Regions from separate parts of the Homo sapiens genome. Here region 1 is linked to region 2. A link is an interaction called in ENCODE POLR2A ChIA-PET data of the cell type or tissue named here. Cell type or tissue: A673. All regions are shown on one strand.

What was found. Peaks named below come from ENCODE experiments on the same cell type or tissue, not always from the same donor. Only the 100,000 strongest peaks of a DNase experiment are listed, where the experiment ranks them.
Region 1: POLR2A ChIA-PET joins it to region 2 with 16 read pairs; 2 of 35 experiments call an interaction of 5 or more read pairs at or near these places.

Annotation. Positions count from the first base shown.
Region 1 is chr13:110,878,415-110,886,414 of GRCh38, forward strand. It overlaps ANKRD10 (ankyrin repeat domain 10), which reads right to left. Exons shown (of 6, transcript NM_017664.4): 5 at 5,284-5,379; 6 at 126-1,698. The coding sequence ends at 1,223. Among named protein-coding and RNA genes, the nearest start is that of PRECSIT, 12 kb to the left of the region's middle. In A673, no CTCF peak of the experiment used is centred here; no DNase peak of the experiment used is centred here.
Region 2 is chr13:111,199,169-111,207,168 of GRCh38, forward strand. It overlaps ARHGEF7 (Rho guanine nucleotide exchange factor 7), which reads left to right. Exons shown (of 22, transcript NM_001354046.2): 3 at 6,121-6,205. Among named protein-coding and RNA genes, the nearest start is that of ARHGEF7-AS1, 55 kb to the left of the region's middle. RefSeq lists enhancers at 3,528-3,577, 6,696-7,197, 7,198-7,697. In A673, no CTCF peak of the experiment used is centred here; DNase peaks (open chromatin) are centred at 3,323 and 3,753; H3K27ac peaks cover 2,128 bases.

The sequences.
Region 1 (8,000 bases), 320 kb before region 2:
AAGAGTCAAGTAAAATCTTATAAGCAAAATGAAACAATAGTAAACTTCTCTTCCCTTCCCATTCCTTCCACAGATATCCACACCCCGCCGGCCCCCAAGCCCAGAGAGAAACCCCAGGGACACACTGAGTGTGAGAGTTTTTTATTCAATTTGTGAAGGACAGTTTTAGAACAAAATGTTAGTAACACTCTTAGAACACTGGTTTGTTCATTTGACATTTTATCTGCACCAATTTTTATTACAAAAATCAAAAAAGTAAAAATTCATTACAATATTTGCAGAGTATAACCACTAGTTGCCTAGACAAAAGCTAATTTCTACAAAATCAAAAACTTAATGCAGTTTTATTAAGAGAGTCAAAATTCTCTCAGTTAACTGGATATACATAGTGGTATATATCTTAAAGCAGAAAACCCCAAAAAACAAAAACAAGGAAAAAAGAAAATACATGTCAACAGTCAGTTAAATATTTTGACCTGACAGTTTCTACAAATAGTGATTTCCACTACATATAAAGGAATCTGTTACATGTGGTAAAACTTCCAGAGACCAAGTAGGAAGTGTGGAATAAAAACAATAAATCCAAACGCAGCCCCAGGCTGGGCCTGTTTTCCATGAAGCCCAAGGCAGTGATCTTCATCATTAAGGAGGGACCACTGTGTCCACAACTAAAACCTTCAACCACATGGTGATCTGCAAAGCTTCATTGAAAAAGACAAACGTTCTCTTCTTCACACAAATCACTGCAGAAATCTTTGTAAGGCTGTACCTTGCATAGGGAAATAGCTGTGTTCCGTCAAATTCTACAGAAAAGAGTGGAAGCAAGCTTTTTAAAATGATGCCCATGTGCAAAGAGATAAATTACCAGGCACCTGATTTACCACCCCAATTTATCTTGATCATATAATCTTTTAACAAAAAGAAAAATGGCAATATCTGGTGACAGTATTAAAAAGACAATGTTGAGATTGGCATCAGAAAAACTCCAAAAGTGCACCTTATAAAAAGGACACCTCACTGTAGAAACATCTATGCACTTAGTAAGCCCTACTCATGCACAAACAAGCAGTTGCTGGGAACTTGTCGAAGTTTACTTTTTCAGAAAGTTGAAGTATATAAAAAACGTACAAGTTGTGACATTCGTTCAAGTTGCTGCTACATGGGTATTCTGAGCTGGCTACCAGGAAGGACTCCTGCGTTTCCGAGAGCCAGGTCAGCGTCTCTAGGAGCCGTGGTGCAGGTGCATGGTGCCCAGCACGGCACTGTCGTACCGCTCCTGCACCTTCACGGACTTGGAATGCTCGACCACACTGTTCAGTTCTGGGATGCTTTCAGCAGTGTCCCCAAACCCGTGGTAGTGTCCATAGTACAGGTTATCCCCAATGTCTTCCACCCAGGAAGGCCTACTGGCTATGCAGCTACTTGGACTCCCGTTCAGGTGCAGAGAACCGCACAACTCAGGGTTAGCTCTCAGGGTCTTCTCTGGCTCCTCAGTCCCACTAATGCAGAGAGAACCCTGGCTACTCGGAAACGGCTGTCCTGGGGCTAATCCACTGCTAATTCCGTTAGTTCCTGTCAAGCACTGGCCATTCCTGCTTTCCATCCCACTGAGCGGGGTCGTGGAGGGGAAGTCCAAATGTCCATTGATGACACATCCATTTGTCAATGTATTCGATACGGAGCTACTGTTTTTCATATCTGCATTAAGAAATACACCTGTCACCAAAATTCAGAACCAATGAGGGAGGAGAAACTATAAAATGCTTCACTGCCATTACAATTTTAAAGAATTTTAGTTTCTTTTTTTTCCTTTTAAACCAGTTCTTTTTTCAAAGTAAAATCAATGTGCATAAGTAGACTTACTATTAAAACGTTAACAGTAGTATTTGCCTGGTAAGATAGGAAAATCATGTGTGTGTCAGTAGCATCAGGTAGCTCAACTGAAAAATGTAAGCTGACAAATACACTGCATGAAAAATACCAACACAGTCCTGAAAAGCCATCAATAAAGTGCTCTCATTTTAAGACTACTTTCGAGAGCGGTTTTTAAAAAATCGCCCCTGAAAAGGTCCATCAGAACTGAGTGTAAAGTGTTCTACAGAGGGTTCCAACAGAACACAAACTTCTCTAGTTCTCAAGCGAAAATGGAAAAAAAGGTAAATGAAGTGAATTAAGGAAGCTCTTTGAACTATGTATGACAGCATCACATGAGGTTTTTAAAAAATCTTCTCTCCTCATAAATCAGGTAGGGACTCTTGACCCTCTCCTAAGTCTCAAATCAGGGCTATTAAAAGGAACCACTGTTTTTATTTTTTTCAGTAGCACAGAAATCTACGTAGTACTTCTGCCAAATGCCACATGAGAGCAGTGGCAGAATACAGAGAGACCGGCGACCACAGCAAGGAACTGTAACGGCCAACAGTCCTCAGGCATGCAGGCCTGGGCCAACAGCACAACGCAGAGTCGCTTCTTCTCAGTCCAGCAATTAAAATGACCATGGCAGCCAGGGTTTCATTAGGTTACTTTCAAAAACCACCTTTGCTGGAAAAAATGTTGGTAGTTTAATCTGCATATACAGACATCTATCAGGAGGGAGACGTCTTATGGGATAAAACGTCCATCATGGAACATCTGGGTACACCAGGACAGGCAATGACAAGTTATTCTTCTGTATACTGGAACTTGAGAATCAGTAATATTCATGTTCACAGGAATTCACGTAACAGTATAAGGGATGATCTAAAATTATCTCTAACTCGGTAATACTAGATTTTATCTCAATGTTCTTCACTACCAAAGCAAAGCATGTTATTAAATCTAGAAGAGCTCAGTTCTAATAACTTTTAGAATGAGGACGCAGCTTAAATACATCCGATTACCCTAACATGTCACACACCATGGGACTCTTCCCATAGAGGGCTTCCCCTCCATCTCACCTCCTGTAAACCTCTGACAGAGGCTTCTGATATGTCCTGCAAGTCTTCCTGCCAATAAAGGATCACGGCTTCTTCAGTGAATGGAAACATTATCTAAATATTCCATTAATCATCCTTTTTTTTTATATTTAAGCAACATAGTTTAATAATTGCTATAAATTCTTCACAGGACAATAGATTTTTTTTCCCCCAAATTAAATGATAGCTTTTCTATTTGGCTAAAATCCTAGACTAGAAAACAAGTGTTTCAATAGAAAATAAAAACTGAAATAAAACAAGTTATTCCCAGGGGAAATTCATATGAATTTTTTCAAAAACAAAGTATAAACAATGTTTTCCTAGGTGACAAAACTCAAATATGATGGCAACCTTGACAGTTGTTTATTGTGTGTATAGTTTTTACTAAGAGAATAAAGTAGGTAGAATTTTACTTCAGTGCCCAGTTAATCTGTTCAATTATTTAATCTCAAAATCAAGGCTGGTTGGTAAGCTCATGTTGTTACAGAGAATCTAATAAAACTAAGCATAACAACAGTGGGCACCTCAGACCTACTGAGGCAGAGCACGCACATCACGACCTCCAACGCTCTCCCTTCCTCTGCTCCCAGCTGCCAGCCAAGACCCGCACTTCCCTTCTGTCTGCCCGGCCAGCCCTCGGATCCCACGAACATCCAAACACAATGCTGGGGATGAGGTTTCAGACAAGATCCTACTTCTCTTCCAGCCAACCCCATAGAGAAGATCAGGATTTAGAAGCAAGCACCCTCCTATCCGAGCCCTTTCCAGGGGTGGGGACACTTGACCCTCCCGAGTCTCAAACTAGGGGCATTTAAAATGCAAAGATAGCTGTACACAGTTGTTCAAAAATGTAGAATTCTTGGAAATAATTTTGGCAGAACAAAAATTTGAAGTTACTCAAGTGTTTAAAGGAGAGCAGCCTGACTTTTGGTCTGATTCTCAAAGGACTGTGAAGGCAGCTCCCTCAAGCTTCCAGTGGACGTGGAGTGCCATGTCCCACAAGGAAAGCCTCGAGTAATCTCTAGTGATTTAACACATTGCTTACTCAGTCAGAGTGTCATAAATCAAATGATGGGAAACACAGGGTGTATGGACTCGGCATCTGGTAGACGGGATGGGCTGGGTTTTTCAAAAGTATGTTCCAGCTTGGATAAAGTTTAACAAATAACTAATGTCTGAGGAATAAAAGGTGGCCACTTCTGCCTATTCAAAAGAAGGTAGCAAGGTCACTTTTAAAAAAAGCAGGATTTGAGTTTTGTTATGGATCTTTAGCTAAGGTCAAATAGCCCCTGACTACAGAAAACCTATTATTTTAAATATACTAACTGATCTGAATTTCTCTACTGGGAAGAAGGTGACCACAGCAATTCTGTAGCTTCCAGAAAGATGAACACATTTTCTTTTAAGTTTAGTGAACACAAATGATTTTTTTCATGTGGGTTTGGGAAACAATATACATACTCTTCTTTTTTTCATCCCCAGTGAAGAATTTGCATAAAGACATAATAAACTTAAAAAAAATCTACTTCTAAATATTCATACATGTTAAGAGAATGGCTAAAAATGTTTTTGTAGTCACCTGAATAAAAAAGCAATAGCTAAATGGACAAATCATTTTAGATATTCTAAATGCTATAAGAACTGAGCTGCTTCTGCTTCTTAAAAATTGGAAACAGGAATACTGTTTTAATATACTAAAAACATTAATGTATAAAATGTGTGTTGTGAAACACAGTGTTTACCATTTTAACAGACTCAGAATGAAGACCACAGAAACCAGAGCAACCAAGTCCTGGGTAAAAGATTCCATGCTGGAGTGACTGGGCTGAGTCAGAACCACATTTACTAGTTTCTCAGTGTTTACTGCTAGTCGTCCTCTTTGTGGTATATTGGTTTGAAAATATTAACTGTAGCATGTTCGGTATATTCACCCAAAGGCCATATGTCAGAAAATTAAAAATGCAAACCTCATTAAAAATAAGCAAGGCACATTAAGCAATAGCTTCAAATCAGAATAAAGATTGCACTTACATTTTTCATGTCCACAGAATATACCCAAAACACTTCTTGTATCTACAAACTTGCCCAAGATATGCAAATTATAGTATAACATTTTTAAAAAGACACTGGACAACAAAGTGCAAAACATCTGAGAAAAACTTATGTTAGAAATAATATGCATACTGATTCCTGCAACGACAGGGGGTCTGCATTGCTGACACAGTATATATTTCTATTTCTTTTGGTCCAACAGAACCACTCTCCTGCTGTTTGGTGTCTTCAACCATTGGATTGTTGTTGCAGCTAACAGGAAACTGTCCACTCCCACCTGTTACAACAGCAAACTCCCTATCAACGTGCATTTTGTCAGCATCGTCTTCTGTGTCGCCATTCGTGAGTGGCACGGCAGAATCCAAGCTTTGAGCTGCACAGAAAACAAAGACTATTTCAGATTCCTTTGTCTGTAACAAGATAAGTGTTCAGACACACAGTTTACATTATTTTGTGTGAGCACTGAACACTTTAAACAATCACATAAAAAAAAATCGACAGGTCACTAATGAGCTTAGCACACAACTGAAAAACTTTTCCACAATCAAAAAGATTTCTTGACATGTGCAGATTTTAAGGTCATGGAATTTCAGATGCCTATTATAGATTTACTTGATGGCAAAAATTCTAATTTTCTGGACATTTAGAAGACATGAAGTGGTTATATAACCTGGAAACAATTCCAAACTCCATTTTCAAATTCAGCAGATTTTTTTTTAATACTAAGACAATTCTTAAATTTACATACAATTAAAACAATCCTGATTTTTTAAAAAAATCCACTATTTCCATTAACAAAAAAAATAATGTAAAGGCTAAGAGACTCAAGACTAGTCTGTCAGCACTGTCCCAGAGTGGCATTTGATCTGAGCACCAAAATACAGTAAAATAATTACACCAAAATACAGAAAGCGTTAGAAATGTGAAGCTAAAGCTACACGGGCACTTCACTTCCAAGATGACCATTCTCTGTACTGTGGAGATGCGAATGCCCCATGTCATACCCACGCTGCACAAGCACCTCCGCCTCTGAATCCTAGCAAGACTCACTTCTTACAACAAGCAGCTCCATGTGTCTGAACGGCTTCTCGTGTTTAAGAATGTTTTTACCAAAAAGGATTCTAACAAATCACTGTTACACCTTGCTTTATTCATTTACCATGGCATAAATGTCCTATCAGTTAATTTCAAAACAATCTTTCCTCTGCCCTATGGCTGTATTACGATTCGCCTAACCAAATTCCCTGCAGCTGTCTGGGCTGCTTCCCTTTTCCTTCCTATCATGAATACCACAATTAACATACTCATAAATGCATTTTTATGTGTATTTCTGGTTAACTCAGATACTTAGAATTATTTCTGGGCCAAAGAATATACACCACAAATAGCAACTTTCAGTGCTAAATACCTCCTTCATATAAACATTTAAAAATAGGGAGAATGGAACTTTGCAGCTTGAATTAGCTCTAGTTTTAGAGGCCCACGAGTCATTTTTGATTATACTGTATATATGATATCTGGATTATTCTACAAAGATGCTAATGTACAGAATGAGAAACCCGATTTCTGAAATTAGTATGGGGGAGAGAAACAGAACAGTGTGATTTGTGTAGTTGGGGGGATGGGGGGTAGTCAGAAGTCTGATTAGGTAGGAGGCCAAAAGCATTCTTCAAATACAAGTGCTTTAAGACCAGAGGCATTCAATGGTGGATTTTAGTCTTATCCATTCAAAGCTTTAAAAAATCTTCCACAGGCCAGGCTCCACTTTCACTATGACTCAGGCATGCACTTTTAAGAGATCAGTGTGTAAGCAGGGCATCTTTTGAAAAAAAGAGAGAGAAAAAAAAAAGGGCTGGGCATGGTGGCTCATGCCTGTAATCCCAGCACTTTGGGAGGCCGAGGCGGGTGGATCACGAGGTCAAGAGATCGAGACCGTCCTGGCCAACATGCTGAATAAATACTACTAAAAATACAAACATTAGCCAGGCGTGGTGGCGAGTGCCTGTAGTCCCAGCTACTGGGGAGGCTGAGGCAGGAGAATCACTAGAACCCAGGAGGCGGAGGTTGCATTGAACAGAGATTGCGCCACTGCCCTCCAGCCTGGTGACAGAGCGAGACTCCATCTAAAAAAAAAGAAAAAAAGAAAGAAAGAAAAAGAAAAAAGAATGGGAGAGGGGGGTGGTGGAAGAGCAGATCCCCCAAGTGTGCCAAAGTCGTCTCAACCTCCAGGAGCCTTCATGGCACGCAGACACAGAGAACCTGCAGCCAAGAGCGGGTCAACGTTTGCTCCTCCCACAGGCTGCAATCCTGCAAAGCCACACACGAACACGGTTTGTACAAAAGAGTGGACTTTGATGGGAATACAATGCAGACAGCTTAAAATACCTACACACTCAATTGGCGTTCAGATGCCAATGTTCCCCGGATAAAGTGGCAACTAGGGGTTACCTGCAATTTCACACCTCTGAAAAGCAGGTTAGAAAACCGCAACAGAGAAGAGCTTCACGAAAGCTGGGGTGTTTGTCTTCTCCTTCACTAGGCCCAGTACCTAGAATAGTACTCACATCAGCAGATGAAGCCCACCCACTAGCCAGGAGAAACAAAAACACAAGGTAAACAAAAACAAATGATCAGTAGCTGGCATAGCCTGTAATACAACCTGAGGAGTCACAACCATCCAGGCAGGCCTGGCCATGCGAGGTGCAGGGACATGCACCCTGAAGGCAGAGGTGCCACTAGGGGCCGGAAGAGCCGCGTTAAGGGCAGCCCAGGGAAGAGGCAGCGGGAAACACACTAGTCTCCCAGCAACAATTAATCCTGTAACTATAAGGCTCACAGTGACCAGGGACCTCTCAGAAACTGCTCCATTGAGTAGATGCATCTTTTGTTAATGCAGATGGTTTCTCTAATAAAGCAGGATAAGAATGAAAGGCTTCCATATTTTACCAATCAAGATTCTATTGTGGGAATCATTCCAACAGAACCTTAGAATTT
Region 2 (8,000 bases):
CTGATGGGCATCACTGGGCTGGATGTAGACTCCTCCTCGAAGGGCAGGGGGAGTGAATGAAAGCAGCCATACTGTCTGCTGCAGTGAGCCTGGGTTAGAGAGGCAGAGGAAGTTGGAACATAGTGTACTGAATGTGAAAATTTAAGTTTGGGTCAATATCAGCTCTTAGAACTTTTGTCTGCTGAAGCCTTTTTATTTTAGAATAATACTCTTTTTGATTGAAGCTGTCCTGGAAACCACTGTGGATATTTCTGCTAGTAGTCGTCCTCTGGTCAGAGGTTTTCATATTTGGGAGCACAGGTGACTATAAGCTCCCTGATGTTGCCTGTGCATACTTGTAAGGTTACCCTAAGGGCCTTAGCCTGCCAGATGCTTGCTGGTGACCAGCCGAGCCCCATCTTCCTCATGTCCAAATGAGTCCTCCTTTTGTCAGGTGTTAGTTCAGGAGGTAAACTTAATAATAAATGTGGCTGCTTTGGTGTAACCATAAAATGAGGAATATGCTAAAATAGAATTCCTTTGGAGGCATGGCAAAAATTAAGGCTGGAAGTTGAGTCTGGGCCAGATTGTAGAGCCTTTGATGACTGGTTCCAGCATCTTTGGCTTCAGTTTCTTCTGTGGGGTTAGGAGTTGGAGTGCTGGGTGCCCAGGAACAATCAGCCTGGGCCTAGAGACTGGACAGCAGTGGGGAACGGGCACCAGACAGTGACCTCCTGATATGCCTGTTACAGATGGTGGCCTTAGGTCCACATTTGCATGGGCTCACCCCTCTTCCTTTTTTCTGCTCCAAAGTCTGTGCCTCCATTGGGAGCACATACAGTTGTCACCCACTCTGTGAAGCCCTTTCTGACTCATGTTACGGGTACTTGCTTTCTGCCGCCGTGGACTACTCGGTGACTCCTCCTCCTCTTCCTCAACACCTAGGGCGACTTTTCCCTACCATCTTTCTGTGTCTGTGGACATCACCTCTCTCGGCCCCTAGATGGGAGGGGTCCTTACCAGCCTTGGGCTGCGGCCTCTCTGGGGAGAGCCCAGTGCCCTCCCTGCTGCATCCTTCATTTTCCTCCCGGTCATCTCCAAGCCGAGCCTCCTTTCTCTGGAACCAAGTGTGGGAGATGCAGTTGTGGTACAAAGGAATGAATGCCCACTTGCCTTAACTCATTTTTTTTTCTCTTATTGTCCTGTAGCCAGCTGCTGAATTCCTCACCACTCACCTTCACCTTTCTCTCGTTTTCTGTTCAGCCAGCTCTCTTGACCCTGGTGCTTCCTTGCTCGAAATCATGTCTTTTTTTTTTTTTGACAATACACTGTGTCAGAGGAATCCTTGAGTTTTACAACTGGAAGTGACTTTAGAGGTTAGCTGATTCAGCTTCTCTCCCTTCCCAGGTGAGGAACGGGACACCCACAGCTGTGTGGAGACTTATCCACCCTGCAGGTGCCAGCTAAATCCTTCAAAATGACCTTTCCAAAATTAACGCCATGTTCTGACATAGCCAAAACTGTAATGTCTGTCATACATGACAAGGTTAGTATTGATGTCTCAACACCATCTGATACGTAGTCTGTATTTACATTTCCCCAGGTGTTCCCAAGTACACTTTGTAGATGGTTTATCCAAAACGGTCCAGTGCAGGGCCCCTTCTGGCATCTGGAATCTCTTGATCCAGAGCAGTCTTGTTTTCCATGGCCCAGAATTGTGGACAGACTTAATGTCTGGCTTTTGTAGGTGCCCAGAAGCTGCTTGTTCAGTGAAGACATGGTAAAGACAATGGGGATGAGATACTGAAGACATTTTTTTCTTCTTTGGCTCGGGGGGGATTTCCCTCAGTCTTAAATATTAATGAAGTTCGGCCTTCAATTAAAAAACCATGCCCTTGGTCGTCCTCCATGCCATTGTCTTCTGAACCTAGGACTTGATCCCCAGGCTTGTTGGCTCCTTCCAGTCTCTCCCCAGTGTTTGTCCAAATCCCCATCGTCCCCCTTGTTCCTGTGGCTGAGGTTCTCCGACCTACGATTGCAGAAATCTTCCTCAGATAGTTTCTCTGCGTCTCACTATTTTCTTCTATGGTTTGTATAGTTTAGCACCTTCTAGCCATTCTATTTTATGCCCAAATCGCTTTATATATGGCCTGTGTATTTCACAGAGGGCAAGATAATTTTCCTAAACAGTGCCAGCTACAATTCAGCTTCCTAAGAAGCAATTTCTGGAAAGCACTGCAAGAGAAACGAGGTCCAGTAAACATACTCTATGAGAATAGAGTTGAGAAAGTCATTGTACTTTGGGGCTTCATTTTATCTCTAAATGAGAGGGCTGACCTGTAAGTCATGTAGATGATTCTTCTCTCTGTTCAGTGGGCTTTTTCTTGTGGTTATTTTGCATTTTTAAAAGTAAGAGTTTTCCTTGGCAGAATGGAGTTATCTGTAGGTCTGTTTTGATAAGTGAGATTTGGTGTGCCCTTTTCTTTTTGAAAGTGTGGGGCATTCCAGTTGCTGCTTCCTGTCCTCAAGCATGTTCCCCTTTCCCTGGTGAGGATGAGAAGTCTGAGGTCTAAGGGGCCCAATGCAGGGCTGTAGCAAGCAGGTGGTCAGGGAGGCTCTGCTCCGTAGTCTCAGCCCTCTTCCTTCTTCCAGCACCGCCGTGTCCTTCCCACAACGTGCCGCATTGTGTTGTGCGGTTCAGTGTTAGACCATGGGAACTCCCCTCCCCGCCACTTTTAAGAAGGTATTTTTCTATCCTTGTTTGAATACTCTGGGCTTCTTTTATCCCTGATTTGGTATTGTATTTGATTATGTAGTTTCTATTGAGAGCAAAATACCAAAAATAAGCTAAGGAATTTTAATGTTAGTTTTCTGGTGGAAAACTGGTAGGATGATTTCATTTTGGGAGTATCGGATCATTCTATTGCACATTTAATTCACTTAAATGTAAAAGTAAGGGTGAGTGTTTGAAATACGCTTTTTCAAATGGATAGATCCTAAAGCGTATTATGGTGCGAAGTGTGTCTGTGCAGCCACCCTTGTCCCCAGCATGGTGCCTGTGTGGGGTAGTGCAGGTGGCAGGAAGTGTGCCTGTGCTGGCATTGAGGCTTCAGCTGGGCAGGATTCCTAATGACCTTCCTTACCTCACCAGGAGCGCTTCTCACGCTTGGCTGTGTGTTGGAGTCACTTGGAGAGGGTTGGCATTTTGATTTGAGTCTCTGGACTCCAGAACACTGCTGGAGTATCCTGCCCTTTTACAGCCCCCCAGGAGGTCTTAACATGTAGCTCCTGCTGAGAATTGCTGCTCCTGAGGCTGAGGCTTCCAAAAGGAGGCCTGGAGACAATGGAATATGGTTTGTACTTCCTTCCCTCCTGCTGCTCCTTGCCATTGCCAAGAGTGGAAATACTGCTAAAGCACCCAGCAAGTCATGGTGGGGAATGAATGAATCCCGTCTAAGACACTTGTTTTAATAACCCTAGGGAACAATTTAGTGTGCTAAATGTCATGGTAATTCTTACATACACACTGATTTACTTTTTGCAGAGAGATTTCTATAAAAGTTTTGAGACTTCCCTATTATTCCCATAGTACAAAATTTCTCTGTACTCAGATTTTTCTGTTTCTGTTTTTTGTTGAATAGATTTCTATTTTAGGAAATAGTCTGTTATCTTTCTCTAGAGAAGCACTTCAATCGAAACATTTTGTTGGCTGAGAATGTGCATTTTCCCCCTCTCAGGGGTAAGGATTTGCCTCATCTCATTGTCTAGCTTCCTGTTGAGAAGTGTGGTGTGTGTATTCACTTAAACTCTGATGTCATATTGAAGCCCATTGGTGGGCAGTTTCAGCCAATCAGATGCTTCCTGGGTATCCAAGTAAGAAAGATATATAGTTCTGGAATAACAGGAAACTTCACATTTTTCACATCCTGTTATTCTGGGTTTTGTGACTTGCTGCCTTGCCACTATGAAGGTTAGTAGAAATTTATGTATGTATTTCTTTTTGTAGTATACAAAATTGACAAAATAAAAAATGACTTGAATTTTCAGAGCACTAAGATTAGATCTGTAGAGCTGAAAGACATTCAGATCTCCTATTTAAAAATGTTATGATGAAGAGAAATTTTATGTTTTGCATATAAGGAAGCTGAGGCCTATTTAATTCCTTTTAAAAAATGCAGCTTAACCCGTATTTGTTATAGGTGGTTATGTCAGCCTAGATGCTGCTCTCATTTGAGTTGGGATTTCTTCTTAAATAATAAATATTACAACAAATGTATTCTGTATGAAAGATGATTCTAAAGACTATCTGTTCTAAGGACTGTTTTTTAAAGGAAGGATTTAGCTTCATGAAATCAGTTATATTTTGTGCCTTTTGTTAGAAATGGCATCGGTAAGCACATAGAATGCTTAGATGTGTTCACAGCTTTCCTTTTACGTTTTGTGGTTCCATCTGATATTTCCTTGTGAACTTTAAGAAAGTGACCTCTGGTTTTCAGCTCCTTTCTTGACTCTTTTAGTGATTTGGTGGGTTTTTCTCTTGAGGTAGTTTTTCAAAGTCTGGTTCTTCTTTATTTATGTTTAAACATCTCATGACTATTTTTACTTATTTGGAAAATTATAGACAGAAGGCCTTTAGCTGCAGATGAATTTTGAATAATACAGCAGGACTTTTTCACATTTGGTGTCACTTTTCTTAGCTTCTCTTGGCGTGAGCTTCATTACAGCAGCATGCGGTGCCTGCAGGGTGGGTGGCTGGTTGGATGCTGGTGCACGTCTCCATTCGGATGCCTTTTCACTGTGCACCGGCCCCTGTGCTGGGTGTTGGGAGATGTACAATCTGCCACTGCAGATTTTTAGTCTAGGGAGGCCTGTAGACATCCACCATCAAACTATCATGACACGTGTTCTGGGGGAGCCTGGCTGGGGACCTGACCGGGTGTGGTGGGGGCAGCCAGGCTGTCAAGGCAGGGCTGTGTCAGGAAGCAAGATGAATAAGGATTAGCCAGGAAAGGGAAGGGACCGAAGGCAGGAAGAGGAAGAAGTGGGGCTTCTGGCAGGGTCTGCTAGAGGTGTGGGGAGAGGGCAGGACTGACAGGAGGAGACGACAGCCCTGGAGAGAAGGTGGGGCCCTTGTCCACTGATGCTTATTTCCGGTAATCTCAGTTAGAACATATGGCAACAGGATACACGTTTTGGTTTTTAAATGTATCTTTCTGTTATTGGCACCTCTGAAAGAATTTTTTTCTTAATTTTTCTGGAACATAGTTGTGGACGATTTGACTGTTTATCTTTGCTTGAGGTTATTTGGTGATCAGAAGCCATATGTAGTCTTTGGGCAGTATCTGAGATGAGAGCTCTGTTTGTTTTGACATGGCTGTGTGTGTGCACACGCGTTCTAGACACTAGTTGCCACATACCTAGGCAAACCAATGTGCTTTACCTTTCCAAGCTCCAGGATGGTGGTGGGAAGTGCCTGCCAGTGGCAATGTGACCAGCTCCATCGTGGTCCCAGGGCTCTAGATAGCCCTGGACTGGAGGGGATGCGGTTGTGGGCTTGCCTGGTTCTGGCCTCAGAGCTCTGAGGGTGGTGGTCTCTTGTCCCTGCCCCTTTCCTATCTGGGATCTGCTTCTCCTGTCTGTCCTCCTTTTACCCTCACATCCACTCTGCTCTCTGATGTCCGCATTTTCTTTTGCTGCTGTTAGCTTTGGAATCGACTGTCATTTTCCCTTATTTTCTGTGGCTAGGAAAGAACATCTGTAGCACGCCTTGCCTGGGGCCTCTGTGTTAATCTAAGGAGAGGAGGATTGCGCAAGCACCGTGCTTGCTTGCTGAATGCCAGCAGCCCACCCCCCCACCCCGCCCCGCCCCCGTGAATGAGCTCACACTCCAGAGGGGCAGGGGCGGGTGTTGGGTAGGGAATTGGCCTAATGCCGAGGGGGGACCCTGCACCTAAGTAGGAGAATTTTGATTGGGTTCTTACCTCAGGACTGAGAGACTGAGCGTGCTGGTCTCCCTGTCGCAGGTTGTGCGGTCTCCTTAGGATTTCAGGCTGAGCATCGTCGCGTTGCTGGGAGAACTTAGTTCATCCTGCACCCAACATAAGACTCTACTAATTTTGCTTGTTTAATTTTTCCTTTCAGACGTTTGATGCAAATGATTTGTATCAGGGGCAGAATTTTAACAAGGTCCTCAGTTCCTTAGTGACTCTAAATAAAGTAACAGCAGGTAAGACTCTTTTTTATTGAACTCGAGGGGGTGGGAAGACATACGGGCTGACACCTTTGGTTTTCTTGTTTTACCAAAGCCAGGGGAGCATTACTGAATTTAAAAAATAAGCTTTTGTTGCATTACGTTTTGATTGTTCCTTTTGCTGTGATATTTTATTTGCCTTGTTAGAATAGAATCTTCTTTAAATGTTCTGGTATATATCAGGTGTTTTCCTTTCTGTGGGTGGAGAGATTTCTCACCTGAACGTATAGCAGGAGAAAAGTGTCTAGTTCTTATGGGAAGGCTCATGGGCTGTGTTGGAGCTAGAAGCACCTTTCTCTCAGTTTTTACTGAGTGTATGCTGGTTAAAATTTGTATCTAGTGGGCAGAAGTTTTGAGCTGTGACCATGATAAGGGAGTGGCTCGTGGATTGGCCTGTAAAGTCCACACTACCTGTCCAGGGCTCCTGAGGGCTGTGGCACCCAGGTACATGGTGTGTGTGGTCCTAGCCCCCATTAGTACTGAAGTGGAGAGGAGGTTTTGGGGACATGGTGTGCCCCTCTCATGGGCCACAGCGAAGACAGGAGTTGTTCAGACAGGTCCTCTGAGGGAAGGTGCATGTTGTCCATGATGCCAAGGTCCCCGGAGGAAATGCTCCATGAGCCCTGAGGAGCTCTTTCTTGGATTTCTGTGTGGCTCAAAAGGAAGGAACTTTTTAGTTGCTTTTTTGGTCTTATTAGAGTAATTTTTTTTTCCTATTTACCTTCACGGATGTTAAATATCAGGTTTGTGGGGGAAAGTGCCGTGTCCTTTTCAAACAGAAACCTCCTGAGTTGATTTTGTCGGGGTCGCTTCTCAGCTTCGTCTGGCCCTTCAGAGGGGGGGGTGTACTTGCCTCACTGCACATTGAGGAGAGACGGGGGTTATGCATGCTTTGGGGCTGCAGTTCCTGGCTCCCGGAGGCTTCATCGGTGGTGCAGGGACTGTCCTTGGTGCTGCCTCCCAGCGCATGTGTGCTCTGACTGCTGTCTGGAAGCTGATGCTGCTGCTGCTGATGCTGATGCCCCGGCGAGAGGCACTGGCCCCCATCCCTGGGAGCAGGGGCAGACCCCAGGCAGAGGTGTGGCTGTGGCTGCGTGTTCACAGCTTGACTTCTGAGGTTTAAAGGACTGTTCAGATGAAAGCATCGAGGAAACAAAAATTTAAATGGCAGGATTATGAAGATGGATGTAACTAATGAAAATTGTCACATTATTTAATGCCTTCTCTGTCTCTACAATCTAAAAATGATCCTTTTAATATGAACAAACAATAAGAAAATCACAGCCGGGTGTGGTGGCTCATGCCTGTAATCCCAGCACTTTGGGAGGCCGAGGCGGGCGGATCACGAGGTCAGGAGATCGAGACCATCCTGGCTAACACGGTGAAACCCCGTCTCAACTAAAAATACAAAAAAATTAGCCAGGCGTGGTGGCGGGCACCTGTAGTCCCAGCTACTCGGGAGGCTGAGGCAGGAGAATGGCGTGAACCCGGGAGGCGGAGCTTGCAGTGAGCCGAGATCGCGCCACTGCACTCCAGCCTGGGCGACAGAGCGAGACTCCATCTAAAAAAAAAAAAAAAGAAAAAGAAAAAAAAAGAAAATCACTTATCTAAAGTTATGGATGACATTGAAAAGGACATACATTTAGAGTGGATCACTGGAATTTAATACAAGAAATACTGCAACAGGTGATGTACAGAAGTGGCATATTCATGTGTCCTGACCACATGGGGGAATCTGCCTGCAAACTCATATTCATCCATGCCTCAGAGT